Regions from separate parts of the Homo sapiens genome. Here region 1 is linked to region 2. A link is a loop called in an ENCODE intact Hi-C map of the cell type or tissue named here. Cell type or tissue: K562. All regions are shown on one strand. Each heading gives the region's core, and the rest is flanking DNA. Links, peaks and the distances in the headings are about the cores only. Region 1 overlaps TMCO1 (transmembrane and coiled-coil domains 1). Region 2 has its middle 20 kb from the start of LRRC52-AS1.

Region 1 (16,587 bases), core at 6,181-11,180, 120 kb before region 2:
CTGAAAAAAAATTAAATATAAATAAATAAATAAAAATGAGGGTCCTCAGCTGTTCTCTTCATATCCTATTACAGTCTCTCAGATTCTTGTGGGGGCACTCTTAGATCTCCCTTGGAGACAAGGTTATAGTTATATGTTGTTAATCTCGCAGAGCTTCCTTTTAGTCACAATAGCCTTCATTTTCTGCCATGCCCCTTCATAAGGGAGAAGGATGTTTGTACCATGATCCTCCCCGCATAATCTATGGAATTAGGAGTCCTGTGTGGAGTCTTATCAATAAATATGCACATTCATCAAATGTCTACTTAAATGTGAGTATTCTACCAGTGAGAAAAAACACATAATTTTCAAGGTAATCATTGTTAAACCAACAGCAAACTTCTTTCTTATCAGCACCATAAAGTCCAGAAGACAGTAGAAAAGTATCTTCAAAGTGCTGAGGAAAATAAGTATCAACTTAGAATTTTATGTACAATATTGGAGGCAAAATAAAGACATGTTTAGACATACAAAACTAAGAGAGTTGAATTATTAAAGGTTATATTCCAAGGACAAAAAAGAGGATCTGCCCAAGGTGAAGGTATGGCATACAAGAAACAATGGTCAACAGAGAAATAAAATATATGGATGAATATATGGATAAATTTGAGTGTTTTATGGATTATCTAATTTAAGGATTATCCCAAGACAGCCCTACAAGGTAATTACTGTTCTTACCTTCATTTAACAGATGAGGAAACTGGGGCAGGGGAGGTTAGTAACTTGCTCTGCATCACAGAGCTATTGAGTGGCAGTCAGGATTTGAATTCAACCAGTGTAAAGCCTAATAGTCCAGGCTGTCAAGCTCTATATTACAGCCTCCTCATGGGTATGTGGTGATTCTCTTCTCATCCCATCTCCTCAACTAGAGTGTGTGAGCTCTCTAAAGTTGGACTTTGTCTTTTTTTTTGTTCTCCTTATTACAAAGTAGTCAACGTGGGTGGAAACACAGCAGGAGCTCAATAAAAGCAGATGAAAGGGAACAGAAGTCCCTATTCTGAGACTAGTTTTATCAGAAGGATGTCTGATAATGGATGGTAATGACTTTTAATGGTCTTTTCTCCATATCATTGACCACTCTAAGCAAAATAATAATTCGAATGATAATGAAGAAAATGATGCCCATGATAACAATAATGACAAATATGAAATGGCTAAAATAAAACATGAAACCATCCTCAAAATTCTGCCATCACCTTTTTAAAGTGAGAATATATAGCACACTCTATCACTCATACCCTGAGGCTTTGAAGTTGGTGCTTTCTAATCAGACTTCTTATGGACCAGGTTTTCATATACAAATTATGTTTCCATGGTAAGGAATAAATAAGAGGGAGAAGTTAAAAAGGAGAGATTACATCTATTCACCCTATTCATTAAAATTTTTTTAAATTTTTTTCCAAATATGTTCTGCTTATGTATATTCACTCTATTCTTAAAAGCACAATAACAAAGATATATTACAGAGGAAATAAAACTATCACAAGAATTAAATTCAAGGAGTTATTAAGGGCTACTGCAGCCTCACAATTAGTTTTTTAAAATTTCTTGTCCTGAAGAAATTTCAAGACTAGTTATTTGGATGACACTCTAGGTCCACAGCATCACCAGATCATTGGAGATGACATTTCAAGACAGGCCTCTGAACATCTCTCATAACACATAATTTGGTTATTTTCCCTATGTAAGATGGATTGTCTCCTGTCTAGGGAAGAAAAACAGCCATTACTAATATCTGCATTAGTCTACTCAGGTTGCAATCATAATATGCTAAAGTAGTAAACTTTTAAAAATGACAGTAAACCTGAGTTTATTAACAGGTTACATTCTAAAAGCTAAGCTAGTTTGGAAATTGGAAAGCAAATGTGTGTAGATATTCATATGTCCTTGACCAGACTGGGCCTTTCTCTTCCCAGGTAAGTCATTCTCTCCAATGGGGCCAGTTACTTAAAATTACATCAGACAATTGATAGAGCTTCTAGATCCCCCTTCTAAAACAAAAGCATTTTGCCACAAACTAGGATGGAGTAGGTTTTTTTCAGACTATTTATACTTATTTTATGTATTTCAATACTGCCCTTTAAGTAAAAGTACTATATACTTTCTCTTTTTTTAGATTAATTCTGCTTAAGTCAGTCTTTTAATTTATTCTAGTTTGAGTTTTTAAAAAATTTTAGAATGAAAAATCTCAAAAATATACTATTATGTATATACACTATTTTATATATATATATATATATATATAGAGAGAGAGAGAGAGAGAGAGAGAGAGAGAGAGAGAGAAAGAGAGAATAAAGAACACCTAGGTAACCCATCCTCCACCTTCGACAATTATCAGCTCCTAGCTAATTTGTGTCATCTGTAACCCCACCTGCTTCTGCCCTTTCTGTATTATTTTGAAGCAAATCTTATCATTTATCTGTAAATATTTCAGGACTTTAAAAAATATGTGTAATCTGAATACCATTTTTACACCTAAGAAAATGGACAATTCCTTAATATAATGTGTTGTCTATAGATGTCAAAAATTTTTGCAGTTTTTTGGAATCAGGAACCAAGTAAGGTACTGAATATTGCAGTTAGCTGATACACATCCTAAATTTCTTCAATTGTTGTGGTCCTCAAACTAGAGTGTATCAGAATCACTAGAGCCTTGTTAGAACACAAACTGCTGGGCCCCACCCCAGAGCTGGTGATCTGTAAGTCTGCTGTGGAGTCTGGGAATTTGCATCTCTAACAAATTCCCAGGTGATGCTGAAGCTGCAGGTTTGGGGTTCACTCACCTATTGGTTCATCAGCATCTCTCTGCCCTCTTACAATATATTTGTTGAAGAAGTTGTGTTGTTTACCTTGTAGAGTTTTTCTTAGTTTGGATTTTGGTGATAGCATGCTGGTTTTTTCATACTATTGGTTGTCTCTGTAATGCGAGCAGCTTTTGATCTATTAATTAATGAGATATTAAAAGTGATGGTATTCTAATTGTAGTATTCCTTCATTTATGATCTAAAATACCTCTAAATAGGAACTTCCTCTCATCTACTTTTTGGGGGAAGTTAAGAATAAATGCCTAACTCCTTGGTCTTCAAAATAATGAGCTGTTTATTAACATCCTCCAATAGTGAATAATTAATGTGTATGTCATTAGCAATTCATGCATTTAAACATATTTGATGTACTTCAGTCCACTGAAGCTATTTCTCTTATGAATGCTCAAATTGTCCCATTTTTGGCCAGCGAGAGCCTCTTTCATTTGGCTCCTGAGTCTATTTGCATGACCCTCGTTGTCATTGGTAGCATCCTTGCTAAGTGATATAACAAGATGTTCTAAGGCTCATCTTGTGTATTTCCTGCATGACTTGAAAACAACAATTTCTCCAAAGAGGCTTGTTTCATCTTTACTGGAAAATGGCATTTGGAGATTGTGATCAGAGCACTAGGAATGGTGAGACTGGGTTTTTAGGTTTCTAGGCCTTTCTGTGGACTAACATTGGTATTATTTGTTGTTGTTTTAATACAAAATACAACATGAAGTTATACTGATACTCAGGGCTACAGAATTTTTACTTAATTTCTTTGGTCTGTGTCTCGTTTATCAAACCATACTAAGAATTCCAATTTGCAGCAGCCGGCTGATATAATTAGAATATTACATAATTATTCATTAGTACAAGCTAAGAATATACACTCAGAAGTCTCAGATATTAACATAAACATTACCAACAATATAGTTAATGAAAATAGTTCAAGTTTTGTTTTTTGTGGAGTAAAGGACAGGGAGGATTGTGTAAGGTATATCACACTATGAGTTCACAGTCCAAATACTGAGATTTCAAGTTATCTGGAATTATTTCTTTAAGGTTATTGCCAACAGAATACAATTTACATTTGTTTGATTTTGTTTCCAACTTTAGAGATTTCTCTTTAATTTTACTTTATATAGTGTTTTGAGGGGTTTGCACAAAAAAGCATATTTAAGCTACATAGAGATGGGTACCCATTATCACACTTCTCTTATGGGTTTAAGCCCACTCATAAGCCCCATAATGTGTGAAAAGATGGGCAGGTAAAATTCTTACCAGAAACAATTTAATTTTTACCTAATAGTGGGGCTGGCAGGGACACTCTCTGCAGTGACATTGCCCCCTTAACACTTCACACTTGTTGACTAAAGGGAGGAGACCTATTGTGAAGAGAATACCATGTGGGGATGTCACCAACACTGACTCAGATCCTTATCACTGTCCCCTTAATTTTTCTGCAATAGCCTACCAGGTAGTTTCCTTTATTCTAGTTTCCCTGACTCCAGTTCACCCTCCATCTTGCTGTGGGATGATTTTTTTTTTTTTTTTTTTTTTGAGATGGAGTCTTACCCTGTCGCCCAGGCTGGAGTGCAGTGTGGCATTATCTCGACTCACTGCAACCTCCGCCTCCCAGGTTCAAGTGATTCTCCTGCCTCAGCCTCCCGAGTAGCTGGGATTACAGGCATGCACCACCACGCCTGGCTAATTTTTGTATTTTAGTACATACAGGGTTTCACCATGTTGGCCAGGCTGGTCTCAAACTCCTGACCACAGGTGATCCACCTGCCTCGGCCTTCCAAATTGCTGGGATTACAGGCGTGAGCCACTGCGCCCGGCCTGGCAATGATCTTCGTAAAATATAATATAAATCTGAAGCCGGGCACAGTGGCTCACGCCTGTAATCCCAGCACTTTGGGAGGCTGAGGCAGGTGGATCACTGGAGGTCAGGGGTTCAAGACAAGCCTGGCCAACATAGTGAAACCCCATCTCTACCAAAAATACAAAAAATAAGCTCGGCGTGGTGGCACATGCCTGTGATCCCAGCTACTAGAGAGGCTGAGGCAGGAGAATCACCTGAACCCGGGCAGCAGAGGTTGCAGTGAGCCGAAATCATGCCATTGCACTCCAGCCTGGGCAACAAGAGCGAAACTCCATCTCAAAAATAAAAAAAAAATAATAATAAATCTGATTGTGTTGCTCCTCAAAGGAAAGTTGTTCAATGGCTCCCAGTAGCTTTTAAGTAAATTTAAACTAGTTAGCACACAAAACCATCCCAACCTGGATCTCCAGCCTTTTCTTATCTCTATATCCCACCATATCTTTTTTTTTTTTTTTTTTTTTTGAGACAGAGTCTTGCTCTGTCGCTCAGGCTGGAGTACAGTGGCGTGATTTCGGCTCACTGCAACCTCCGCCTCCTTGGTTCAAGTGATTCTCCTGCCTCAGCCTCCCGAGTAGCTGAGACTACAGGTGCCCACCACCACGCGCAGCTAATTTTTGTATTTTTAGTAGAGACGGGGTTTCATCATGATGGCCAGGATGGTCTCGATCTCCTGACCTCATGATCTGCCTGCCTCAGCCTCCCAAAGTTCTGGGATTACAGGTGTAAGCCACCACGCCCACCTACCCCACTATATCTTGTCCTCTAGCTAAGCAGATTTCTTAAACAAATTCTGCATTTTTCATGTTCTTTTTTATTTTTATTAAGCTAGAGATGAGGTCTCACTATGTTGCCCAGGTTGGTCTTGAACTCCTGGGCTGAAGTGATCCTCCCACCTCAGCCTCCCAAAGTGCTAGGATTACAGGCATGAGCTACAGTGCTCAGCCTTTCATGTTCTTTTTGGACTTTACTACCTTTGTTTTCTCGGCCTAGAATGTTCTTTGTCTTATTTGCCTGATTTTTCTTCTCTTACTTTTCCTACTTAGCATCACCTTTTACATGGTTGAGTTAGATTTCTCTTTCCTGTATTTCTGTTAGAGCCTTTCTTATATGAGTCATTCATTTAAAAATGGACAATTAACTTTCTAAGCTTCAATAGCCTCGTCTGGAAAATGGAGTTAATAACTCAGTCAAAGCTCCCTTATCTGATTTCCACTTACCTGAGTCTTCAGATGGATCCTCCCAGTTCCCTGTGAAAAGCTTGATGACCAGCATCCACATCACGCTGAATGCTCTCAACCATGCTTGTGCACAACTCTTGCCAGTCAATTGTGTAACATAATTTATCTTACTTGTTATTGTAATTAAATGCATGGACTAAATATGTTAAATTATGAAATATGAATACAAAAGAAGGATTACTTCTGTGAAAATTAAACTGAATGACTTGGAATAACAATAAAAAAAGTTGCTAAAAATAATTGCTGTTGGTGAAATAACAAAGACTAAAAAAGTAACAAAAAATTTAGAAAGATTCAGCATTATTTCTTAGTGTTTTAATTCATGCTCCACTTTAAAGAAACCAAAACTGGAAATCAGAGGTGATGGGTTTGGTTTATGCAGAAAAAAAAACGGTATTGCAATCAGTAGACTCATACTCAAGGAAAAGGCCTTGGCCCTACATAAAAAGTGAACAAGTATATATTTGTATGTTTTAAGTTAAACATGTCTAAAGTATGTATATATGTATTTTTTCATAACTGTAATTAAATTTTTAGATTAACCTATAAATTACTGGTTCTAGTCATATCAGATAAATAGGTTTTTACCTCATAGTGTTCTTGATGGATTCTGTAAAGCAATTGATACTATGCCTGGCATATTAAAGGCATTTGTTTTTCAAACACAGGAATCCTATGAGGGAGATAGGGTATCTTTTTATTATTTCCATTTTACAGGTGACAAATCATGATTTATCCAAGATCCTACACGAGTAAGTAACAGAACCAGGAAGAACCCAGATCCTTAGTTTTCAGGGTCCACGCTCTTTCTACTGCAGCACCCAGTAGGGCTGTCTCCATTGGGGCTACAATATAAAACTGCTTAACTTGAATCCCATCTGGACCTGTTACCCTACATGCAAAAGATCTTCAAAATGTCTTTACATAAGACAAGTTGGGGTCTTCAGAGTATCATTTAGATGATTATCACTGTCTCTATTCCATTTTTTTACAAAGCTTTCCCACATTACTCTCATTGTCTAAATAGTATATTTTAACAAGACTTTTTGAATATTAGAAGAAATTTAAAAATTATTCCACCATCACCAGATGAGTGAGGAAGAGGATAAACCTAAGTCTACTTAAGCCTACTAAGAGATGATATTTCAAGTTTCAAATGGCCTTCTGCAGTTGGAGGCTAAGCACATTTTAAAACCCAGAAACTTATATTTGGCTCCAGAATTCATCTGGCTGCTCAGGAATCCTTCAATATAATTTTTTTTCTTTCCTTTTTTTTTTTTTTTTTTTGAGACGGAGTCTTGCTCTGTCACCCAGGCTGGAGTGCAGTGGCGCGATCTCGGCTCACTGCAAGCTCCGCCTCCTAGGTTCATGCCATTCTCCTGCCTCAGCCTCCTGAGTAGCTGGGACTACAGGCGCCTGCCACAAAACCCGGCTAATTTTTTGTATTTTTAGTAGAGACAGGGTTTCACCGTGTTAGCCAGGATGGTCTTGATCTCCTGACCTCGTGATCCGCCTGCTTTGGCCTCCCAATGTGCTGAGATTACAGGCGTTAGCCACCGCGCCCAGCCAATATAATTTTTGTTAATACAAAAGTGATTTTGGGGTTTATAGCTATTTCAGCCATTTGCTGAACAGTCAATTGGATCTTAAACAGAGGTCATACATATCAAGAAAGTAGAAAAAGTCTGAAAGCTTGATCTGGTGACAGATTTTTCCATTCTAGAGAACATTTTACATTTTTAATCAAACTGGGGCAATACTTTAGTGCAGTGGTCTTCAAACTTTTTTGACCACAACCCCACAGTAAGAAACACATTTTTATTATTGCATCCCAGTTATAGAAGTCCCATGAAACAATACCTCTTTTATGCACTTTGGTATTTTATTTCATTCTTCGAAAAATGTGGTCATAATCCATTAATTTTACCACTGACTAATGGGTTGCATCAGGCAGCAAGCCATTGGAAAAAAATAAATAAAGTTCTCTCTGGAACTTGAAGAATAAGGAAATTTGAGTGAAGTCAAGTTTGGAACACTAAAGACCACTTTAAATTAGATGTGGTGGACTTATCTAAGATTTTGACTATATTATAGCAATGAATAACTCGGTGAAAATAATCAAGAACAACCAATTTTCCAGAAAGACATTAGCCAAGAGTGTGACTTCTTTTCTCAGATATACTTTCTGGAGGATCAGAAAGGGCAAGAACCTGACATTTGTATCATGCTATAATTGCATACATTCGTTCACCCATTTACCAAGCACATTTAAAGCACGACCTCTGTGCAAGACCCTGTGCTACGGGCATTGTGGACACAAAGGTGAGTTGAGTAGAAATCTGCTCAGAAATCTTACAACTGGTAGCTACTGTAAGCGTCAGTTTCCTTGTCTAAAAAAAGAGGACAATAATTCCTGCAATGGCCTGCATACTCATAAAATTGTTACAAAAATGAAATGAGAATAATATATGTAAAGTTCCTTTGTAAATTATAAGGGAACATTACTAAAAGCAGTTGAATAGTGAAGTGTTCAAAAAATTTAGATTCATATTGTTTCTATATACACTAAGAAATCATTTGACAATTTGTTTTTCTCTTTTCCCCTGTAATCATTAATTTATAATGACTCTAGATTGGAGTTAGATTATTTTTCTTAAGATTATTTTCATTTGTCTGAAAGCTTTAACTTTATCAAGTAAAATCTTGCTGATTAAGCACTAGACTTGTGGATGAACACATTTCATTTTCCTCTAGTCTTGGCTGTGCTTCATGTTCACTGGATAATTTAAGGTGATCCCACTGGATAATTTAAGGTGATCCTGGCACTTCAGCCTGGGTGACAGAGCAAAACTCTGTCTCAAAAAGAAAAAAAAAAACTGTGGGGTGGGGGGGAATGACTTTTGGATAATATAAAAATACTAAATAATATGCACAATGATTTAGAGAGGCCATTCGAGATAGAAGTGGGCTGCCCAAAAGGGTGATTAAGCCCTTAGTTCCTTTGGCTTGTTGGCTTCTCTTAGTCCATGTTTTGCTTTTTGCTGCCACCTGGTTCAGGGATAGTTCTTTCTATCACTACCAAGTACTCAGCCTGAAGTTGTGGGGCACGAAAAAAAGCAAGTTGGTGATAACGATTTCAAAAAGGCAATTTAAATATGTTTACCTCATTCTTGAAGTTCCTTCTTTGTTGTTGAATGGGTTTGCTTTTTCTAGTTTTCCTTCATCTTTTCTGCAACTCAACTCACTGCTTATATGTGCATGCCACCTAGTGACAAAAATTGGCCCTGCCTGCTTTTTAGGGAGATGAAGTGTTTTGTATCCACTGTTTAGGGGAAGGGAGACAGGTAGAGTAGATTACACACTGAGGAAACTTTAGAATGGGTCCCCTGGGCTAAGTGCGGTAGCTCACACCTATAATCCTAGAACTTTGGGAGGCTGAGGTGGGCAGATTGCTTGAGCCCAGGAGTTTGAGACCAGCCTGGGCAATATGGTGAAACCCCGTCTCTATAAAAAAATACAACAATTAGCCGGGTATGGTGGTAGGTGCCTATAGTTCCACCTACTCAGGAGGCTGAGGTGGGAGGATCACCTGAGCCCAGGGAGGTCGAGGCTGCAGTGAGCCAAGACCACGCCACTACACTCCAGCCTGGTAGACAGAATGAGAACCTGTCTCAAAAATAAATAAATAAGAATGGGTCCTCTAATGGGGCCAACGAGAGGCTCCCTGTGGTTGAACATGAAGACATAGACCTGGTAAATGCACAGCAAGTATTATTACATTTTTTTATTCCTGGACTCTCCTGCCACTCCTCAAGCTTCTCAATAAACTTCCATGTAAAAACAAAACAACAAAAAACAATAAAAGGCTTTGTTTCCCCCTCGACAAGGTGAGAAATCTTAAAAATAGGAGAGAAAGAGAGCAGGTAGATCTGGGAGGGTCTCTCTGGCATGCCTTTTGACCCCCTTGTCCCTCTTCTCCTGGGACCATTGTCTTTCTTATCGCATGTCTCCAGTCTGCCGAGGCCTTCCTCCATCCTGGCTCACCTTTGCTCTGTATTTAATTTTCAATGTGTCCTCTGCAGCCCCTGTTCTTTGCTGAGACTTTGCTAGATTCTCAATTTTATCATAGAATACTCCTACCACTTGAACTAAAAACCTAACTTTCTTATGAGGGAAATGTCAATGTAATTACACAAATATATCTGATAATCCATGATAATTCACAACCCTTTTGAGCAGACGCTGCTGTTTCTCTTCTCTTGTCTGAGGACCAAGAGGCAGGGTCGATGTGCTCCTAGCTACCCACTGCCTCATCCTCTTTTTCAAAAAGCCTTTTTTTGGCTGGGTGCGGTGGCTCATGCCTATAATCTCAGCACTTTGAGAAGCCAAGGCGGGTAGATCACCTGAGGTCAGGAGTTTGAGACTAGCCTGGCCAACATGGCGAAACCCTATCTCTACTAAAAATATAAAAATCAGCTGGGTGTGGTGGCGTGCGCCTGTAATCCCAGCTACTTGGGAGGCTGAGACAGGAGAATCGCTTGAACCCAGGAGGCGGAGGTTGCAGTGAGCTGAGATTGCACCACTGCACTCCAGCCTGAGCAACAGAGTGAGACTCTGTCACAAAAAAAAGAAAAAAGAAAAAAAAGGGCCTTTTTTCTTTTCAGGCTCACATGTTCAATCCACAAAGTTCTGTCTTTCTTATTAAAAATAACAATTGTAAAAAAGCAATATACACATTTGGTACAAATACAAATATCTGTGAAGGTATAAAATGAAAAGCAAAAATCTGTGCCTCTCTTCCCTATGCCGTCCTCATGCACCTTCCCTTACTTCAGATTCCAAAAGGTAACCATTGTCAATATTTGGTTATCTGTGATGGTCAACTTTGTGTCAACTTGGCTAGGCTATGGGACCTAGTTATTTGGTCAAACACCAGCCCAGATGTTGCTGTGCTGTTATTTTTTAGATGTGATAAACACTTAACAATCAGTAGACTTTGAGTAACACATATTACATTCCATAACATGTATAGGCCTCATCCAATCAACTGAAGGCCTCACAAGCAAAGACTGAGGTCTCCTAAAGAAGAAGAAATTCTCAAGGTTGCAATGTAGAAACCGTAACTTAGTTTCCAAATTGCTGCCCTGTGGAATTCAACTCAAGACTGCAACTTAACTCTTATCCTGAATCTCCAGCCTGCTAGCCTGCCCTACTAATTTCAGACTTGCCAGCCCCCACAGTCACATGAGCCAGATCCTTAAAATCTCTCTCCCTGTCTTTTTATCCTATTATTTCTTTTTCTCTGGAGAACTCTGACTGATACAGTGCTTGTATTAATGATGGAGATGGACCTCTGTCTCGCCAAATCCATTCTTCACTCTCATAGTTAGTTTCCCTTGCAGTTCATTGTGGTCATTCAACTAAGTTCTCTCCACTTGCATGGGAAAAGAAGTGATGTGAACCACTTCATGCCTTACCAGTGAAGACTTCTTGCTGTTTTCTTCTCTGGATGACTGGGAGGTTCATGCTGAGAGTGTCCTTGGAAACCATGTGTTGAAGATGGCATCCTGAGTCCTTCAGTTACCATGTGGAGCTGAGTCACCTCTTCTCCAACCCTGCTCCTACAGATTTTGAACATTTTACTTAGATGCCTCTGGACTGTTAGGTAAATTGCAAAAAAATTTATATTGGGTGTAAACTATTACATTTTGGATCTGTTTAATAAACTAGCTTAACATACCCTAATTTAGAAATCCAACACCTAAAACAGAGGGATTGGCTTAGTAGATGCACAGCAGGAGGTTAGGAACTGATATCACTGACTGAAAGACGGAGCCTCTTCCTATGCCATGGCAAAATATTTGGTAAAACTGTTGCTGTGATAACTTGACAGGCAGACACAACTCTTATGGTACTGGTACTTCTAGGGAAGGTAGATGGAATGAGCCAGAATGTAACTGTGAGTTGGCTGCTGCTGGCTGTTTTTGGCTAGGTATGTTCAAAAAAGAGATGAGCTCAGACTAGAATCTACTGGTTTGCAAGTGAAAGAAGGGAATAGAGTCCAGAAGCTTGAGGACTTAAAGATTTCTAAAAGCCAACTGCTTCAATACCGTAATAGCCGAGACAAGACTTGTAGCTCAGAGGACTGTCATTGAGACATTTCAGTCAGACAAAGATCTTCTTTCAATCTTGCCCAATTGTTTCAGATAGTTTCAAGACAACTGACACTAAATTGAGAAAAGAGGGTTTGGGGTAGGGAAGAAAAGAGATAAAATAGGCTTAAGGACTCTGTCTAGAAAAGAATCCTGGCTGTGGCTATTGGCACATGGTACTGAATAGAAGAAGCAAACAGATTAAATGTCTTGTAAGCTTTTGTTTTTTTAAGATGTATTCTTGCTCTGTCACCCAAGCTGGAGTGCAGTGGGGCTATCTCAGCTCACTGCAACGTCCGCCTCCCAGGTTCAAGCCATTCTCCAGCCTCAGCCTCCCAAGTGACTGGGACTACGGGTGCCCGCCACCACACCCGGCTATTTTTTCGTATTTTTAGTAGAGACAGGGTTTTGCCATTTTGGCCAGGCTGGTCTCAAACTCCTGACCTCAGGTGATCCACCCACCTCAGCCTCCCAAAGTGCTGGGATTATAGGCGTGAGCCACCGCACCCAGCCTGTCTTGTAAGCTTTTTTTTTTTGAGACAGAATTTCACTCTGTTGCCCAGGCTGGAGTGCAGTGGCACAGTCTCAGCTCACTGCAATCTCCGCCTCCTGGGTTCAAGCAATTCTCCTGTCTCAGCCTCCCAAGTAGCTGGAATTACAGGCGCCTGCCATCAGGCTCGGCTACTTTTTGTATTTTTAGTGGAGACGGGGTTTCACTATATTGGCCAGGCTGGTCTCAAACTCCTGACCTTGTGATCCACCCACCTCGGCCTTCCAAAGTGCTGGGATTACAGGCGTGAGCCATGGCGCCCAGCCATCTTGTAAGCCTTTGAAGCATAACTATTGCTGGAGAAACCTCAGGAAGCCTGGCCTAAAAAGTTTTTGTTAAAATAAAGCAAGTCTTGTGCTCCCAAACTTGCAGAAATCAGGCTGCAAAAGTTGAATAATCCTTGAAGAAGGCATATTCCTCACCACCTCCTTTAGAATTTTTTATTTGCACAGCTTTTGGGTCTTTTGATTAGGATGTGTTCTTTTTTTTTTTTTTTTTTTTTTAGATGTAGTCTCACTCTGTCACCCAAGCTGGAGTGCAGTGGCACAGTTTTGGCTCACTGCAACCTCCGCCTCCCAGGTTCAAGCGATTCTCCTGTCTCAGGCTCCCGAGTAGTATCTGGGATTACAAGCACGTGCCACCACACTTGACTAATTTTTGTCTTTTTGGTAGAGATGGGGTTTCAACATGTTGGCCAGGCTGGTCTCGAACCCCTGACCTCTGGTGATCAGCCTGCCTTGGCTTCTCAAAGTGCTGGGATTACAGGCGTGAGCCACTGTGCCCGGCCCAGTGTCATTTCCTTAACATTTCTTTTGCTTGAAGTTCATTGAACTTCTTGGGCCAGTAAGCTTGTAGTTTCAATCAAATTTGGAAAATTTATTTTAAATTTTTTAATTTGTTTTTATTTTTAGAGACAGGAGTTCTCACTATGTTACCCAGGCTGGTAACAAACTCCTGGGTTCAAGCGATCTTCTTGCCTCGGCCTCACAAAGTGCTGGAATTATAGTCATCAGCCACAATGCCTGGCCGAATGTGGAAAAATTTTTGATCATTATTTCTTCCAGCATTTTTTCTTTCTACCTCCCAATTGCTGTATCTTTTGAGACTCTAATTACATACATGTTCAGTCACTAGATATTACCCCACAGCTCACTAATTCACTTTTTCTCAGTCTCTTTTTCTCTGTGTTTCATTCGTAGTTTCTAAAAAATGATTGCTGTGCCTTCAAATCCACTGATATTTTCTTCTGTAGTATCTACCTGTTCATGTCATTCAGTTTATTTTTAATTTCCAGTACTGAATTTTTCATCTCTAGACCCATCTCGATATGGGTCTTTTATATATCTTCCATTTTCCTATTCATCATGTTTATACTTTACTTTTTAAGCATAGGAAGTATATGTGTAATAACTGTTTTAACATCTTTGTCTAATAATTCCATCATCTGTGTGTTTTCTGGGTCTGTTTCTTTTGACTGGTTTTCCTCCTGATCATGAGTTATCTCTTCCTGCTTCTTTGCATGCCTGATAATTTTTTATTGGCTCCTGGACATTGTGGATTTTACTTTATTAGGTGATAGACTTTCTTGTATTACTTTGAATATTTCAAGAGTTTTATTCTGGGACAAGATAAGTTATTTGGAATTGGTTTGATTCTTCCGAGGCTTTTATTTATTTATTTATTTATTTATTTATTTATTTATTTATTTATTTATTTATTTTGAGACGGAGTTCCCCTCTGTCGCCCAGGCTGGAGCGCAGAGGCGTGAGAGGCTTCCTTTTAAGCTTTGTTATGGCAGGCCCAGAACAGCCACTAGCCTAGGGCTAATTTGAGCCCATTATTGAGGCAATAGCCTTCTGAGGACCCTACACAATGCCCTATAAGATCTTTCCACGCTGGCTGCTGGGAACCCAAACTATTCCCAGTCCTATATGAGGTCAAGGGATTTTTCCTGCCTCCTCCTTTCTGGTGGTTTTTCCCCTGGCCCTGGGTAGTTTCCTCATTGCTGAATACTGCAGATCAGTACTCAGCCTTCAAATCAAGGGGACTCTGCAAGTAGAATGATGTTTCCAGGAGCTGAGAGGGAGAGAAATGGGGAGATGTTGGTCATAAAGAACAAAGTTCCAGTTATGCAGGATGAATAAATTCTGGAGATCTAATTGTATAGTATGGTTCCCATAGTTAATAATACAGTATTGTATACTTGACATTTGCTAGGAGAGTAGATCTTAAATGTTCTTACCACACACACAAGAAAATGGTAACCATGTGAGGTAATCGATATGTTAATTAGCTTGATCATGGTAATCATTTTACATTATATATATGTATATCAAAACATCACAATGTACACCTTACATACATACAGTTTTTACTTGTCAGTTATACTTCAATAAAGCTGGGGGGAAATAGAGGGAGGAATCTCTTCAAATATCCATAATTCTCTTTTTAATAGTTCCCTTCTTTCTGGCACTGCCCCACAAATTCTAGCTGCTTTTATCTTCCTAAACTCTGAATTCTCAGTTTAGGGAAACACCTGTGTTCTATTTGTTTTTCCTGTTTTTAGGTGGAGAGCTGGGAAACTTGGAAGAGCTGACTTTGTTTCCCTTCTCTCAGAGATGACCGCCTATGCTACCTGTTGTCCAATGTTTATAAATCATTGTTTCCTATATTTTGTCCAGTTTTCTAGTTGTTTAAGGCAGGAAGGAAAGTCTGGTTCCAGTTATTTCATCATGGTTGGAAGCAGAAGTTTCAATATCCACTTAAGATGAGCATATGGAGGACAGAGAAGAGAATACCTCCCAGAAGGCACTGCCAGGGACTTAACATCATCTGGGTTTTCTCAAATCTCGATACTCTCCTTTAGCAACTTACAAGTCACACCCTCAGATTTGTTGAGGACTTAAACACACAGCTTAATCTTTTCCTTTATATCCTTTTTTCTTTTAAAAAAATTATTTATTTTTTTTTGAGACAGGGCCTCACTATGTTGCCAAGGCTGGCATCAAACTCCTGGGCTCTGGTGATCCTCCTGCCTTAGCCCCCTGAGCAGCTGGGATTACTGGTGCATGTAACCATGCCCAGCTCCTTTCTATTCTCTTTTCTGCCATAATTCCAGGTGTCTATGACATCCTTATAGTTGACCAATCCAGTAGTAGCAGCTTCTACTTATTGAGCCCACTGTGGCAGATATTTTACTTATGTTGTCTTTTTTTTTTTTTTTTTTTTTTTTGAGATGGAGTCTTGCTCTGTCACCTGGGCTGGAGTACAGTGAGGCAATCTTGGCTCACTGCAACCACCACCTTCCAGGTTCAATCAATTCTCCTGCCTCGGCCTCTGGGGTAGCTGGGATTACAGGCACCCGCCACCACCCCCAGCTAATTTTTGTATTTTTAGTAGAGCCAGGGTTTCACCATGTTGGCCAGGCTGGTCTCAAACTCCTGACCTCAAGTGATCCATCTGCCTCAGCCTCCCAAAGTGCTTGGATAACAAGCATGAGCCACCATGCCCGGCCTACATATGTTGTCTTCTTACATTGCTCCTACCGTTAGTTATAATTTTCTCCTTTTAAAAAAAAAAATAAGAAAACAGACACTGAGAAGGTTAAGCAACTTGTTCAAATTCATTTGTTGTTAAGGGACAGAGCCAAGATTTAAAAGTAGCCATTGCTCATCATATACCTTGTTAACTAGCTTTGCAATTCCTAGACATCCTTTACTGCAGCAGACTTCCCCTCCACTTCACTCCAACAATTCATTCCCATGAATTAATGTAATCACCACCTAAAGCTCTGAAATACTGAACAGAGAAATCTCTTTGAACACACATATCTTAGATGCTTCCACAACCTTAACTTTTCCCCATTCTTCTCTTTTTCTTTCTTTTTGAGATGGAGTTTTGCTCTTGTTGCCCAGGCTGGCGTGCAGTG
Region 2 (16,587 bases), core at 5,565-10,564:
ATAATACTTCCATTTTTCCAAAAAATAATACTTTCTTTAATCACATGAGATGGACTCAATTTTCTTTATTTTTTACTGTTATTATATATATATATATATATTTTTTTTCCTTTTCTTTTTTTTTTTTTTTGAGACAGGGTCTCATGCCATCACCCAGGCTGGAATGCAGTGGTGTGATCTTGGTTCACTGTAACCTCGACCTCCCAGGATCAAGGAATCCTCCCACCTCAGCTTCCCAAATAGCTGGGACTACAGAAAGGCACCATCACGCCTTGCTAATTTTGATATGGGGTCTCAAACTTCTGGGTGCCAGGGATCTGCCTCTCTCGGCCTCCCAAAGTGCTGGGATTACAGGCATAAACCTGGCCATATTTTTATATTTTTATGTTTATTTTTATTTTTTGAGACAGGATCTCAATCTTGTCCAGGTTGGAGTGCAATGGTGCAAACACGGCTCACTGCAGCCTTGACCTCTTGGGCTCAAGCAATCCTCCCACCTCAGCCTCCCTAGTAGCTGGAACTACAGGCGTGATTATTTTTTATTTTTTGAGACAGGGTCTTGCTCTGTTGCCCAGACTGGAGTGCAGTGGTGCATTCTTGGCTCACTGCAGACTCGACCTCCTTGGACTCAGGTGATCCTCCCACCTCAGCCTCCTGAGTAGGTGGGACTACAGGTGTGCACCACCACACCCAGCTAATTTTGTTTTATTTACTTTTTTATAGAGAGGAGGTCTCATTATGTTGCCCAGGGTGGTCTCAAACTCCTGGGCTCAAGCGATCCTCCCAACTCAGCGTCCTGAAGTGCTGGCTTGGGCCACAATGCCTGCCTGGCTCTCAATTTTCTCTTCAGTTCTTTCTGACTTGATTTTTTTTCAGCTTTATGAACTGGAAGGGTCGGATTGACAATTTAAAATTGCATATATTTAGGCTGTATGATGTGATGTTGTATGTATGTATGTATTGTGAAATGACTCCCACAATCAAGCCGATTAACATATCCCTCTCCTCACACAGTTACCATTTCTTTTTTGTGGTGAGGACACTTGAGATATACTCACCTAGCACAGTTCAAGTATGCAATACATTGTTATTAACTATAGTCACTACGCTATTCATTGAGTCTCCAGTACTTATTCATCGTATTTGATTTTATTTTTTGAAACAGGATCTCACTCTGTCACACAGGCAGGCGTGCAACCTCTCACTACAACCTCTCCTTCCTGGGCTCAACCAATCTTCCAGCCTCAGCCTCTCGAGTAGCTAGGAGTATAGGCATAAACCACTAGGCCTGGATAATTTTTATATTTTTTGTAGAGATGGGGTTTTGCTATGTTGCCCAGGCTGGTCTTGAACTCCTGAACTCAAAGCGATCTGTCCACCTCAGCCTCCTAAGCTGCCTATTTGATATTTTTTAATGCTGATAACAACCCACCAAATTTATTTTAGACCCATAGTTTGGAAAATCCTGAGCTAGACTACAAACATGTATACTGAGTCATGATATAAGAGGCATATTTTACAATGATCACTTTAAATTAAATTTGAAAAACAAATTACTAGGCCATATTATAAACGTTGAAATTTGCTTGTGTTGTCATTGTTAAAATCTCTTCTGTCAAGATCTCTTCTGGCTGGGCATAGTGGCTCATGCCTGTAATCTCAGCACTTTGGGAGGCCTAGATGGGTGGATCACCTGAAGGTCAGGAGTTCGAGACCAGCCTGGCCAACATGATGAAGCCCCATCTCTACTAAAAATATAAATTAGCTGGGTGTGGTGGCGGGTGCCTGTAATCCCAGCTACTCTACTAAAAATATAAAAAATTAGTCTGGGATGGTGGCAGGTGCCTGTAATCCCAGCTACTTGGGAGGCTGAGGCAAGAGAATCACTTGAACCCGGGAGGCAGAGGTTGCAGTGAGTTAAGATCGTGCCATTGGACTCCAGCCTGGGCAACAAGAGCAAAACTCCTTCTAAAAAAAAAAAAAAAAAATCCCTTCTATTTTTTTTGGGGGGGATTTGCATTCAAGGGACTCAGTTTTAGAAATATTACAAAATAAAAACCCAGACTCTTCCAGTCCTTTAGTAATTCTTGTAATGCACTAGGCTTCTTTGCTTTTTAAAAATGCTTTATCACTCCAGGGTGCATCCCTAAACACTATAGTTAAGTTTTATCAGTTTAAAAAATGATGTCTTTTAAATCTCTTTTAATCTATAATTCGCCATATTCTTCTTTCACCTTGCACTTTATTTGTTGAATAAACTAAATTGCTTCATTAATAGATTCCTACAGTATGAATTTTGTTAATTACATTGTATGGTGTAGTTTAGCATGTTCCCTCTCACTTGTATTTTCTGTAAATTAGTAGTTGGATTTAGAGATTTGATTAGATAGGTTTGATTTTTTTTGGCAAGACTACTTTGGAGATGATACTGTGTTGTGTCCTTTTACCAAATAGCACATAATGTCATGTATGTGTGTGTGATGTGTGTGTGTGGGTATGTGTGTGTGTGTGTGTGTGTATGTTAGCAGCCATTGATGCTAATTGCCTAGTTCTATTAACATATTAAGGGTTTCAAATGATATTTGAATTCAATCACTGTTTCTTAATTTATTAGCTTTAATGTCTATTAAAAGACCCCTCCCCTGACTATTTGGCTACCTAATAATTCAGTTCATATACGAAAGGCAGAACAAGTGTCTGATTCTTTCCCTTTATTTAAAAGTTCTCAAAATAGTTAAGTTGCTTCCTAATCATACTCCACAGGTGATCAAATAGAGTTTTTTAAAAAGGTAACATTTTAAACCCATGGATTCAAACATAATTTGGTGCATTTCAAATGATTTCAGTTTTTATTCTTCTTGATGCTTGTGCTCCAATTATTCTGTCTTTGCTAATAAGTGACTCCTGAATTCCTTTAACATGGCCCTAATTGTGGGTGAAGGATTACCCAGGTGCCGAGGCAGGAGACCAAAGGCACAAGCTGTAGCAGTATAATAAAGAAAATAGTTGGAATAAAAAAATACAAATTAGATATAGAGATGATCGTGGACAATTATCAATCATTGGTATAAATGTTATTAATCATTAGCTTTTAATATTACTCTTTGTTGCATTACTAATATAACCTAGGAATAACCGGCAGGTATAGGGTCAGGTACTGAAGGGACATTGTGAGAAGTGACCTAGAAGGCAAGAGGTGAGCCCTCTGTCACGCCCGCATAAGGGCTGCTTGAGGGCTCCTTGGTCAAGCGGTAATGCCAGTGCCTGGGAAGGCGCCCGTTACTTAGCAGACCGCGAAAGGGAATCTCCCTTTCCTTGGAGGAGTCAGGGAACACTCTGCTCCACCAGCTTCTTGTGGGAGGCTGGATATTATCCAGGCCTGCCCACAGTCATCCGGAGGACTAAACCCCTCCCTGTGGTGCTGTGCTTCAATGGTCACGCTTCTTGTCCGCTTTCATGTTCCTCCCATACTCCTGGTTCCTCTTTGAAGTTCATAGTAGATAGCGGTAGAAGAAATAGTGAAAGTCTTAAAGTCTTTGATCTTTCTTATAAGTGCATGGAAGAAAACGCTGACATATACTGCCTTCCCTCTTTGCTTCGGCTACCTAAAAGGGAAGGGCCACTACCGGTCTCTGTGTCTTGGTGGTAGTGGTCCCCCGGGCCCAGCTGTTTTCTCTTTATCTCTTTGTCTTGTGTCTTTATTTCTTACAATCTCTCATCTTTGCACACGGGGAGAACACCTGCTAAGCCCTGTAGGGCTGGACCCTACACCTAATGATCATGTGTAGCTTCCTTCCTTCCTTTCTATTATAAGATGTTCCAGACTCATCTTGTACATTTCCTGCCCTAGATCTAGAATCAGCCATGATTTCTTTTAATGGAAAATAGATTTCAGATTCACAATATTGGCTCTAGAGATATTCATTGATACTAGGTTGATCATTATTTCTTGGCTTTTCAGTGGACAGAGCAAGGGAATTTTTAAAAGATAAAATACCTTACAAGTTAATATTGATACTTCTCTATTTCAAATTCAGCAACACAAGGTTTTAACTTAACTTCTTCTAATACTTTATCATTGTTCTTCCTTATTGATAATTGCCTTAACTTGCCATGATCAGTGGTCCTTTAGGGCTATAGATAGTTGGGTGAGGGTAGGACTGACTGATCCTGATGGAGCGAAGACACTGGAGGTACTCTTTGGGAAAAGCTCAGTTCCAATAGGGTAAGATATTATGGTTAGTAAGTTAGGCCTGAGCTTCTTCAAGTTATCACTGTACTAGAATTTAGACCATGTTAGTAAACTAAACCTAGGACAGGGTCAATAGTTGGGGTTCAAGAACAGGTATAGGGCTGCAACCAGTAAGCAACCAGTAACCAACAAGAACCAGGAAGGCACAGTCTGCCAGAGAGTCCAGGACAGTGGTTGGCAGAGGCTGAACAGGCAGAATGGAACATGGAAATCAATGAAATTCCCAAGGAGGCATAGCATCTTTAAACAACTTACCTAAAGAGTGAAGGTAGGGAGGGGTTTGGAGTCTTGCCAAGAAGTCATGGCTGCTGGTGGTGGTGGGCAGAGTTCAGGAACTTAAATCAAGACCTACTAGAGAAAACCAAATGGCTCACACAAATGTATGGTTGATCTAGGAGATGCTGGGGGTACCCACCCACATCTCAGCTGCAACCATTACCATGGATTACAATTTCCAGCTGTCAGCAGCTGCTATTCTTTGCCTGAGGGCACTCTCTGACTGCTGAAACCACTCTACCTGGGCATGCTGTAGATAGTGAATAACCTGAGGCTCCTCCACACCCCGCAGCTGCCTCCCAGATTGTATTTTCCAACCGGGTTTGGGTTCCTCTCTCTCCTTGTGCCACAGGCCCACGTATTTTCCAACCGGGTTTGGGTTCCTATCTCTCCTTGTGCCACAGGCCCACATGGACACTATATTCTAGTCAGTAGGATGTAGTTCCTCCAGCGGGTCATTCTGTTTCACATCTTTGTACCTTTGTACATGCTGTTCCCTCTGCTTCAATTCTCTTCTCCCATGCCAATCTTCTCCAACAATTCCTCTCATTCTTTAAAAATGTCTAAATGACCATCTCTTTGAAGCTTTCTTTCCTAGTTTCAGGGGTCTTTTTCTTATGTTCTTATAGCCCTAGGACATAATAAATATCCATTGAGTATTTGAATTAAGTATGGGCAACAGCAAGTAAGGATCCCAGGCACCAAAGCTCACACAGTTTCAATTCTGAGTGTCCTTCTGCCTCCATCAGCAAATTTCTTCCAGGAAGGATCCAATCTTAATAAGTTCCAAGCCAGCAAGTAGACACAGGGAAGCAGATACAATCTGGTTGGAGGCAATAGGAAAGGGCAGAAATATGAGACATGTCTTAATAACTCTCCCTATATTAGTTTTCTGGAATTACATAGCAAAGTACACCAGCTGGGTGGCTTAAACAACAGAAATTAATTTTCTCATAATTCTGGAGGCTGAAGTCTGAGATTAAGGTGTTGGCAGGGTTGGTTTCTTTGAAGACCGCTTTTTTTTTGGCTTGTAGATGGCCATTCTCTTCTGGTATCTTTACATGATCTACCTTTGGTATATCTGTGTCCTAATCTCTTCTCCTTAAAAGACACCAGTCATATTGGATTAGGGCCCATCCATATGACCTCATTTTACCTTAACTATCTTTTAAAGGCCCTCATTCCAAATACAATCACATTCTGAGGTTAGGACTTCAGCACATGAATTTTGTGGAGACACAATTCATTCCATAATACTCCCCCAATATAGAGAACCCATGTTCCTAACATTAAGTCCTGAAAAAACAACAGAGGTATCAATCCTGAGAGAGAGTTTCCAGGCTCTGGAGTCCTTAACTTGAGTCATGGGCTTTGTTTTTTAAACCTGTCTCTCTGTTTAAGGCCAGTACTAGAGGGCTAATAGGTTAAAGTCACAAAATGATTCTATTCCTTCATAGCTGTTATGATATCCCATAGCTAGTCTAGAGACCAAACTCCATCTAGGAAGTTCCTAGGACTGAGGGATGTTGTTGAGGTTGATTATTGGGAGATGAAGAAAATAACTGCAGTGAATTTCCAAAGATTATGCAGTGTCTCTTCCAGATTCGGAGTGACCAGGCACAGGCATCAGGGTTTGCAGAAAGAGCTGACTCAAGTAATCATTAACTTCTACCCAGAGCATCCTGGACACTGACATTTGCAGTGTCTCCGGGCTCTAAGAGGAGGTAATAGGGGCACTGGAAGGAAGCCACTCCTGAGGGAAGGATCACAGGGTAGTCTTTCTGCTGGGACCCTGTGCTTTGGGAAGTTGCTGAGCCCTTCCCACTCTAAACTAGCCATGTCTTTGGCTGAGGCCACTCCCTATTATTATTTTTTTAAAGACAGAGTCTCCCTCTGTCACCCAGGCTGAAGTGAAGTGGCGTGATCTCGGTTCACTGCAACCTCTGCCTCTTGGGTTCACGTGATTCTCATGCCTCAGCCTCCCAAGTAGCTGGGAATACAGGTGCATATCACCACACCCAGCTAATTTTTTGTATTTTTAATAGAGATAGGGTTTCATCATGTTGGCCAGGCTGGTCTCGAACTCCAGATCTCAAGTGATCAGCCCGCCTTGGCCTCCCACAGTTTTGGGATTACAGGCATGAGCCACCATGCCCAGCCCACTCCCTGTTTATATGTAGTCTTTGATTGAGGGACAGGAAACTGTTCTGCCTCTTCAAAAGGTCTGGAGAGGAAGGAGTTGTAGAGAATGCTCACAGAAGTGTAAAGCAATCCTATTTTAGTTCTTGATAGCCCCTGTTCCCCTAAAATCAGGAGATACTTTATTATTCACTTGCTGCCAGACTTCCATTAATTTATGAGAGTCATCATTGTAATAAGGTATAGAACATAGAATATTAACATTGGAAAAGACTTAAAGATCTAGTCCAGTCCCTCCTCCCCCTACTATTTTTGAGACAGGGTCTCACTCTGTTGCCCAGGCTGGAGTGCAATGGCATGATCTTGGCTCACTGCAGCCTGAACTTCCTGGGCTCAGGCAATCCTCCTGCTTCGGCCTCCCGAGTAGCTGGAACCATAGGCACAGGTGCATGTCACCACATCCAGCTAATTTTTTGATTTTTTTTTTTTGTAGAGTTGGGGTCTCACTTTCTTGCCCAGGCTGATCCCCAACTCCTAGGCTCAATCTATCCTCCAGCCTTGGCCTCCCAAAGCGCTGGAATTATAGGTGTGAGCCACAACACCTGGCCCAGTCCCCTTCATTTTGCATATGAGGGAAAAAGAGGAAACCAACATTTATTGAAGTAGATATTTTACATGTTACAAATCCTACAAGATGGATATTACCCTCATTTTATGGACAAAAGGATGCCACTCATAGAATTAATTAACTGGCCTAAACATACAAGCTATGTGCTAGGGGTGGGATTAAAATCCAGGTCAGTCTACTGACTCCTAGGCCACTTGTCTTTGGGTAATAATTCCTTAACAAACATCCAGTCAGGCACTGCTTTCTCAATTTTAATGCCCTAATCTATTTCCTCTATAGAAGATCATATCATCTAAAAAACTCAAACTGACTACTCAGGAAACTCTTGAAGATTACATAAAGTCAATCAACAGCCTTCTGTTACTCAGCCCTGTTGGACCCCAACGTGACTGGTGAAATGGCCAAACCAGTGGACTCTGCTGCATGCCTCACTTAGATTCCACTGAATGTGTGACTTGGAGATGCAGTGGAGGAGCTCACTTTTCTATTTTATTTATTTATTTAGTTTTTTTTTTTTGAGACAGAGTCTCACTCTGTTGCCCAGGCTGGAGTGCAGTGGTGTGATCTTGGCTCACTGCAACCTCCGCCTCCTGGGTTCAAGCGATTCTCCTGCCTCAGCCTCCCAAGTAGCTGGGATTATAGGTGCCTGCCACCATGCCTGGCTAATTTTTGTGTTTTTAGTAGAGGCGAAGTTTCACCATGTTGGCCAGGATGGTCTCAATCTCTTGACCTCGTGATCTGCTGGCCTCAGCCTCCCAAAGTGCTGGGATTACAGGCATGAGCCACCGTGCCCTGCCGAGCTCACTTTTCTGAAGGAGGAATTGCCGAGTACAGGACCAACAAGCAGGGTCACCTGCGAGTAAAGGGAATCCATGCTGAAACAATGAGAATTGAGACCTATTGAAAGAAAAGAGGAACTAGGGAAAGAGGACCACTGACTACGGAATGTGGGAGAAGAAAGGCACGAGGGTGTTTGCAAAGACAGCTTTTAAGGGTGCTAAGTTGTAAGAGGGCAGGGCAGCAGAGACAGAGCCCTTATGCAAAATGGAGTCACTTGGGAGGAAGGGAGTGCTCTGTGGCTGTTGTCCTATGCCACCTTGTGGCCACTTATCACTTCTCATCAAATGTTCCACCTTCTCTTATTCACTTTATATTTCTAATTACTCCTATATCCTGGAAAGTCAGCGTCACTTGAGTTTCACCCACAGCAATGCTTAATTTCAGTGGTGGATCTCAGGACACTGATTTCTTTGGACTCTCCTTGGTAGTGTGGAAGGAATTGATTGTGGAATACTGAAAGTTACGAGAGAAAGAGGTGGAAAGCAGTCAAGGTTCTCATATATTTCTTTTTCCACTGTGCTGCTAACATACTCATAGAGAAGCTATTGTAGAGAATTTCCACTATCAATGGATGACAATTCATACTGACCCTTGTATTAAAGTAGAAATGAAAATGGATTATGATGCTTTTACTGAATTCTAAGCAAAAGCTTGTTTGCTTAATTAATGTCCTGGACACCAAGTAGAGCCTATAACAATAAAAGAACAAGTAACTATGAGAAAGAATGCCCCACTGTCTTTGCTCAAAGAATGGTTGTATCAGAGACACTCCTGTGGTGGCAAGCTGCTGTGGGTTTGGGATTATGGCTCTAGAATAATAATAGTTAATACCTATTTAGCACTTCCAAATGCCAGATGCTATTCCAAGCACTTTATATAATCAACCTATTCAATTGTCACAACAACCCTGTGAAGTTGGTGCCATTAGTATCCCCCTTTTACGGACAAGGAAGCTGAGGTTGAGTAACTTGTCTAGGGTCACCACATAGTAATCACCACAGTGGAAATCAGAACCCAGGAGTTTGTGCCAGCAACCACTAGAGTGTTCTGTCTTCCTTATACCCATGTTCTATTTACAACATCGAGTTCACATACGTCTGAACTCTGGCCCTTCCTCTGTGTATCCTACTATTTCTAGAGTTGTCTGCCCTACAGTGTCACTTCTCCTGACTAGGAGCTTTTGAGAAAAGGCTTTCACTTCAGCTTTTTCCACTCATCTTTGTTCTCCTCTCACCGCCTCTTTTCCAAACACTCAAACTATACTGATTCAGCAATGAATAAGAATGTCCAGGATATTGTGATAGTTTAAAAAATGATGGAAGAGTAGGAGTTAGGGAAGGTGAACCCTATTTGAGCCTTTCCTCCCCAAGGTTTAGCATGCAGAGAGCCATTTAGATGGCTACAAGGTAACATCAGAGAACAACATACACCAATCTGCCAACATCGTGGGGAGTGATACTGAGCTCTTAAGGCCAGTGGATCTGAGGTCCAGACGTTAACAATCTTCCTTGTCCCCTTAAATGGCTTGAAAGCCTGAAATATAATTCACCTAAATTCTAGCAGCTAGAGTGACTTGAAACATCAGTAAGGTAGACCAGCTATATGAAAAGAGGAAAGGAAGAGTCAGGAAACAGCAGAAGCCAAAAAACTTTCTATTTGAGTTGTTAGAAAATTAAAGAGAGTCGGCCGGTCGCGGTGGCTCACGCCTGTAATCCCAGCACTTTGAGAGGCCGAGGCGGGCGGATCATGAGGTCTGGAGATCGAGACCATCCTGGCTAACACGGTGAAACCCCGTCTCTACTAAAAATACAAAAAGTTAGCCGGGCGTGGTGGCGGGCGCCTGTAGTCCCAGCTACTCGGGAGGGCGAGGCAGGAGAATGGCGTGAACCTGGGAGGCGGAGCTTGCAGTGAGCCGAGATTGCGCCACTGCATTCCAGCCTGGGCGACCAGCGAGACTCCGTCTCAAAAAAAAAAAAAAAAAAAGAAAAAGAAAATTAAAGAGAGTCAGCCTGCTGTTTCTAGTACCCCTTTCTCTGTTATACCATTTCAGAGCTCTACGGAGAACAAGACGCTAGACTCCTAATGAAGATAGATTCCAGCTAAGATTCAAAAATAAAACAAGAAAAACTCCCGAGGGACCTATGGGGAACTGACTGGGCAGAGCTGCTCAAAGATGTGAAAATTATAGTAACACTGGTTTTATAAGTCAGAGCCCAGATCATCAAAGCACAACGTAACATGGGTATATCTCCATAATGGAAAAGGAAGACCTTTCCTTTTATTAATAATGTTCCTGGAAAAGCAACTCTATATATAGGGAACTCAGAATTACAGCACCCTTTGTGTAGTCAGAAACAAGCTTGGAAGTGAAGTAAAAACAGTATAATAATGTGAGCAATGGGAAGCGACTTCAGCAGAATGGAGGCAAAGCCATTGTGAGAATAGGAGAGATTCAGCCAGGCACCTTCAAAAGAGAAGGGAAGGGGGTGACACAATGATTTGAAAAGTACAAAGATGTAATGTATGTAGGGCTTTAAAAATTAACATTGTTTTTCCTTTCAGAAAATAGACAAGGTCTGCACAGCTAAGAACAATTCCATGTTTTATGTGCATTTGATGAAAAAACAACTGAAGTAAATCTAAAATAATTCTGACGAAGAACTGACCACAGTCTATGACTCCTGAAGGTTTCTGAAGAATGTAGCATACATGCTCTGAGTGTTGATTGGATGCAGATTCTTTGCTGGTCATTCAGGCTTCCTTCTATCCTTTCTCTCCTGGGCCTATGAGTTAAATCAGCCATAAGACTGACAAACACGCAGCTTGGATTTTCAGGGACAGGACTAATTTAAACCAGCCACTTTCTCCACAAGTTCAATAGCTTTTTTTTCCATCTTGTATCCTGATAATGGACCAGAAAATACAGTCCTTTTATCCATGAAACAAAAGCTTGCAGAATTTTCATTTCCTTCTATTTTCACCTCCATTGGTTCAGCTGTTGTCTTTCTTCTTTCAAACTTTTCAATTATTTCTTTTTTCTTTCCTCTCTGTTATCTTTCATTATTCTCGTATTTTCCCCCTGAAACTCTAGTCCTTGCTAGGTCTCACTAGTGTGCAGAATGGGATTGGCAGAATACCAATCACCTCACCTCACCTTCCCTCCTCCCCTCTTCTCCTCTCCCTTGATTTCCCCTCCCCTCCCACTCCCTCCTTTCTTTCCTTCCTTCTGACGGTATTCTCTTCCCCAGAAGCAGCATTTTCTTCTTCCACTCAGAACCTTACTTCACCAACATGCCCACGCCTTCCCTGAACCTACAAAATTAGTGAGTTTCTCATGAGACCTGCTGCAACTGTCCCCACCCAGGGCTGTCATTACTATTATTGGGTTGTTTTGTTTTTCGATCTCAGGAGCAAACTCTGGAGTCGAGATCCAGTCACCTCCTTCAGCACACGACGGCAGGGTACCCGCAGGGTGTGATCTCAGACACGCAGGGGAGGGCTCCGTGGGCCCCTCGCATATCCCAGCACTCTCACTTCCTGGGATTTCTCTGAAACCATCCTTTTGGCCCCACAGGAACACTCGACTTAAAAGTCTCGGCTCCTCCCTTAACTGGAAAATTGAGCTTTAGTCACTAACATCCATTTCACACGCCAGGGGAAATACAGCCCCCTTCTCCGTCCTGTTTCTGCACCCTAACCCCGCCCTCCCAGGCAAGCTGACCACTCAGCTCGGGCGTGGCAGAGCCTGATTGGTGGATCACAGAAAGCGCGCTAGAGAGGGCGGAACTCATTGGGCAGACTCTCCGCGCTTGGGAAGTGCAGTCGCTCACGCAGGGACTTTGACTGCTGCTCTGGGCGGCCTGTTGCCACAGCAACCGTTGAAGCTCTGGGCTGCTGAGGTCGCCTGGCAGCGCGCTGAGCCCCACGCAGGTCCCGGGCGTGCCAGGGACACAAACCCCAGTTCCTTCAGAAAGCCTTCCAGATCGACGAGGAGAGATGGTATATCCCCGATGGCTCCGCCTCGGCTAGCCGGGGGAAGCCCTTTTATTCGTCATCCCCAAAGCATTCTTATTATTCACCCTTAAAGTAAAAATCCACTTGCTTTTGACCGGGGCACAAGAAATACTTTTATTTTATGAGTCAGTGTAATTGTTTAAAATAAGTAAGCTCTGAAAAGGTCGGCAATCAGCCTTTCTGTCACTTCCCTACTTTTGGCCTTTTATATGAAAAACAAAAACAAAAACAAAACAAAACAAAAACAAACAAAAAACCTTTCCTGATGTTTTTTTATATACTTGCTAGACATTTACATTTTGTTATTTGGGTGCTTACAGTGTGTTTCCGCCCACGTAGAGAGATTACACCACGAATCCCTTCCACCTTCTGAGGAAGTAGGTGCAGTTTACCTACTTTCCATTTTCAGATATGTTAAAAGAAGCAGAAAGAGTAAAGGAATATGTCGAAGTTACTCCCGGTGGGATTGGGGCTGGCCGTTGTAAGGGACATTCCCACCATCTCATTTCGAACCACCTTGGTTTACAGAGAAGAGACCTGGTTTTCTGTCAGAAGGTGGAGGGTACTGCTGGAGGAAGTGGGTAATAAGCAGACAAAAAGGGAAAGTGGGAGAATGTACCCGGCATTCTTGGGTATCCTCAGTGTAAAAATATTTTCCTTTCCCGAGTCGTTTTTATTTTATTTTTATGTATGCATGTATGTACACATTTTAGCAAATAGTCAAAAAGCATCTGGAACTAAGTAGATCAATAAGCTGGTTGGTGCCATTTTCTTTTCTTTTCTTTCTTTCTTTCTTTTTTTGAGACAAGGTCTCACTCTGTCACCCAGGCCGGAGTGCAGTGGCGCTCTCAGCTCACTGCAGCCTCCACCTCCTAGGCTCAAGTGATCCTCCCACCTCAGCCTCCCAAGTAGCTGGGACTACAGGCATGCGCCACCACACCTGGCTCATATTAGTATTTTTTTGTGGAGACGGGGTTTTGCCATGTTGGCCAGGCTGGTCTCGAATTCCTGAGTTCAAGTGATCTGCCCATCTCGGCCTCCCAAAATGCTGGGAAACACAGCGCCCAACGTAGGGCTCAAACCCATGACCCTGAGATTAAGAGTCTTATGCTCTACCAACTGATCTAGCTAGACACCCCGTTTTGGAATTTAAAAAGAAAAAGAAAAAAATATGACTGTTAAAGAATGTACTGGTTTTCTTATGTAACTTGGAAAGTGATTCCAAAGAGGAATTCCATGAACGTTCTGATCAGTGTGGCAGCGTCACTTGGAATTAGATATGTAGCTATAGGGAGTCCTTTGAAAGACAATGCTCATTTGGGTGTCTAAATTTCGATAATTAAAATTAGTCCATCTTTCCTTCTTTCTTTCTCTCTCTTTCTTCCATCTTTGTCTCATTTTCACACAAAGGATTTGGAGAAATGGCTTAATAGAGTCATTTCATTTAAAGCTACTTTGAAATATAAACAATAAACAAACATGAAGTGTATTACTATTATTTTAGGCATTGCCAAATTTATTACTGAAGTTCTTACTTCAGGTGAAACCCCATCTCTACCAAAAAATACAAAAATTAGCTGGGCGTGGTGGCACACGCCTGTTATCCCAGCTACCAGGGAGGCTGAGACATGAATCACTTGAATCCAGAAGGTGGAGGTTGCAGTGACCCGAGATTGTGCCTGCCACTGCACTCCAGCCTGGGCTACAGAGTGAGGCCCTGTCTCAAAAAAAAAAAAAAAAAAAAAAAATTCTTCTTAGTTATCACTGATTATATCCTGTGGTATTCAGATTAAAAGAGGCTATAGGTATGTCACTGAAAAAAATTATACATCTAAAAATAGAAAACATTGAACAAAATAATTTCCTGTTGACTTTGTAATTTGAGAAATATATTTTTTAAAAATTTTATTTCTGCAACCTTTTGTAGGGATTCCTAATACTCTCTTTAAATTTTTAGTGCCAATGTTGTTAATGAAATGTATAGCTTGAATTGCCAGAATTTGGGGGTTTTTGGGTCAAAAAGAGTCAAATATTTGCAGTTTCATATGATTCAACCTACTATGTGAGTAGGGAAATTTTTATTTAAAAATATTTTTGAGTTAATCCTTTTTTGATATGTGATTATCTAATGTATTGGTTTTATAAGTTAAGATTTTATACACTTACAGCAGGACCCACTTAGACTTTACCAGACTTTTCTGTTTTGCACATGTGTGGTATGATATCCTGACTAGAAATTCAGGAATTTAAGGGCAACCAGAAATCTTTCAGCACATGTCTTTCACAGCATTAACCACAATCTTCCCTGACAAGTTGGAGGTTACTGACTTTGAAACATAGCCAGCTGCTGGGAACTCAATGTGTATTCTTTCCATGACCCTTAGAAACTGGCTTGTTTCTTATTAATGATTTTTTTTGTTTTGTTTGAGGCATGTTATGGTCCATTTTTTTTTTTTAGTTAATTTCCAGATCTTCTGCCATTCTTCTGGTACAACTCATTTTCTTTGTGGTGGGTCTTAGCAAAAGATACCGTGTACAGAAAAGGGGCTTCTGGAAATTATCATGTTTCAGCAACAAAATTGTTTAAACATCTGACAATCATTTACAACCAAACATCTCTGGTCTCATCCATGGAAAATATCACACATAGCAGAGAAAATTGAAAAGAGCTGGCAGAAGATATCTGTTGAGTTTGTATTGTGCACTATTCAAGTGGGTTCCTAGGAAACCTCAGACCAGGGTTTTTTTTTTTTTTTAACTTCAATTTAACTTATTGGGTCTGTTCCCTTATGCTGAAAGTGGGGGATCAGAGTCTGGTTTTGAAGGCGAACTTGAGAAATTAATTAGTCCATTCTCCTCCTGTCTGGAAACTCGGCATCATGATTGACATAGACCCTGACTCCAAGGGGCAGATGGAGGCTCTTTGAAATTCTTGGACAGGCAGAATGTCTTCTGCCATCCCAGAATGTGCTCTGCCTGCCCAAGAACCCTGCTCATGAAGTCCAGTCTCAGGTACCACTGTGCTGAGGGCTCTGTAGAAGGAGCACCTCCATATGGTTTGGACCAATTGTTTGTCATCCTAGGGAGTAAGCCTGATCTTTTAATTCCTGGTTAGAAACTTTGACTGTATCTTGTCTTTAGGAGTCCATTGGCCTGTAGATTTCTCTAAGTCCATTTTTCCAGGATTGTTTTTGATAAGAAAAAGTTGTAAGGAACCCTGGTTAGCCTGAAAATAAGCCTTCGAGGTAAATAGGTTTAATCCTAGGATGTGACTAGCCTTTGGTTCACAATGACATTTCCATCTGCTTTAAAGACATTGAACTAGGTAGGGGTGAGAAGATTCTGCAGCGTCTTAGGAACATGCTTCTGAGGGGAATAGTAATAGCTCAACTTTCTCTAATATGAGAAATGTGAAGTTATTGTTGAGCCTGATAGAGCATATTCTTCTAGTATATAAATCACACTATTATTAATGTAATCTGCAGGATAAAAAACTTTGGGATAATTAGTGAACAAATCAGTCACTCATAAGGCATACAACCAGAGAAAATCAGGCTTCATTAGTTTGCTCACGATGAGAAGCTCCCGGTTAATAATTATAGTTGTCTTAATTGAACCTCAGATGGCAGTTTTCTGCCTATCAACTGAGCAGGAAACAGATTTTGGTTTCATGCCTGTGATCTTATACTAATTAATGTATGAAATGCGTTTCTTTACAAAAGCATGTTTGCATGTCTTTAAACCGGCGCTATCCAGTTGAAATACAGTGCCATCCAGACATGTAATTTAAAATTTTCTAGTAGTCCTGTTAAAAAATAAAACAGATGAAATTAATTTTAATGACATACTTTATTTAACTGGATATAGCCAAAATAGTGTCATGTCACTGTGTAATCAATATAAAAATAATTAATGGGATTTTAAAATTTTTATATGAAGTCCCAGAAATCCAGTGTGCATTTTACATGTACAGTGCATATCAATTTGGACTAGCCTAATTTCAAGTACCAATGGCCATATGTAGATAGTGGCTGTTGCTACTGTACTGTATCTATAGTTAGACAGAGGATTTTAGAGGGGAGAGAAAAATGGGGCAGGAAGGAGAAAGGAAAAAAAAGAGCCCCTACGGGTTAAAGAGAATCTGTGGCACCAAATCTCCCGGCATAGGCATCCCCTAAAGCTTTGGTTTCCTTTATTTAACACCCCAGCAGGAGATTGTAATCCGAACAATCTTATGTACTCAATATTTGCCTTAAAAAATTTGAAAAGTGAGAATAGGTGGTTTTGGTCTGTTAAAATGAGAATGGGCTTTTGTGACAGGGCAGACAGACCTGAGTTCAAACCAGCCCTGCTGGGTCTGAGCTGTGAGCTTATGCAAATCTGTACCTTTTTTTGGCTACACTCTAATAATAGGGACCCAATAATGGAGACGAAAATG

The links. Hi-C counts contacts between places; a loop is a spot of excess contacts. Peaks named below come from ENCODE experiments on the same cell type or tissue, not always from the same donor. Only the 100,000 strongest peaks of a DNase experiment are listed, where the experiment ranks them.
Region 1: it touches region 2 in a loop (5-fold over the local background); 20 of 110 quality-filtered maps call a loop at or near these places.

The regions. Positions count from the first base shown.
Region 1 is chr1:165,710,722-165,727,308 of GRCh38, reverse strand. It overlaps TMCO1 (transmembrane and coiled-coil domains 1), which reads left to right. Exons shown (of 7, transcript NM_019026.6): 7 at 1-514. Among named protein-coding and RNA genes, the nearest start is that of ALDH9A1, 20 kb to the right of the region's middle. RefSeq lists an enhancer at 9,151-9,200 and a silencer at 12,091-12,291. In K562, for the core only: a CTCF peak has its summit at 9,219 (motif pointing left); a DNase peak (open chromatin) is centred at 9,248.
Region 2 is chr1:165,593,609-165,610,195 of GRCh38, reverse strand. It overlaps the pseudogene TRK-CTT13-1. Among named protein-coding and RNA genes, the nearest start is that of LRRC52-AS1, 20 kb to the right of the region's middle. RefSeq lists silencers at 7,661-7,821, 13,806-14,013. In K562, for the core only: a CTCF peak has its summit at 8,391 (motif pointing left); a DNase peak (open chromatin) is centred at 8,355.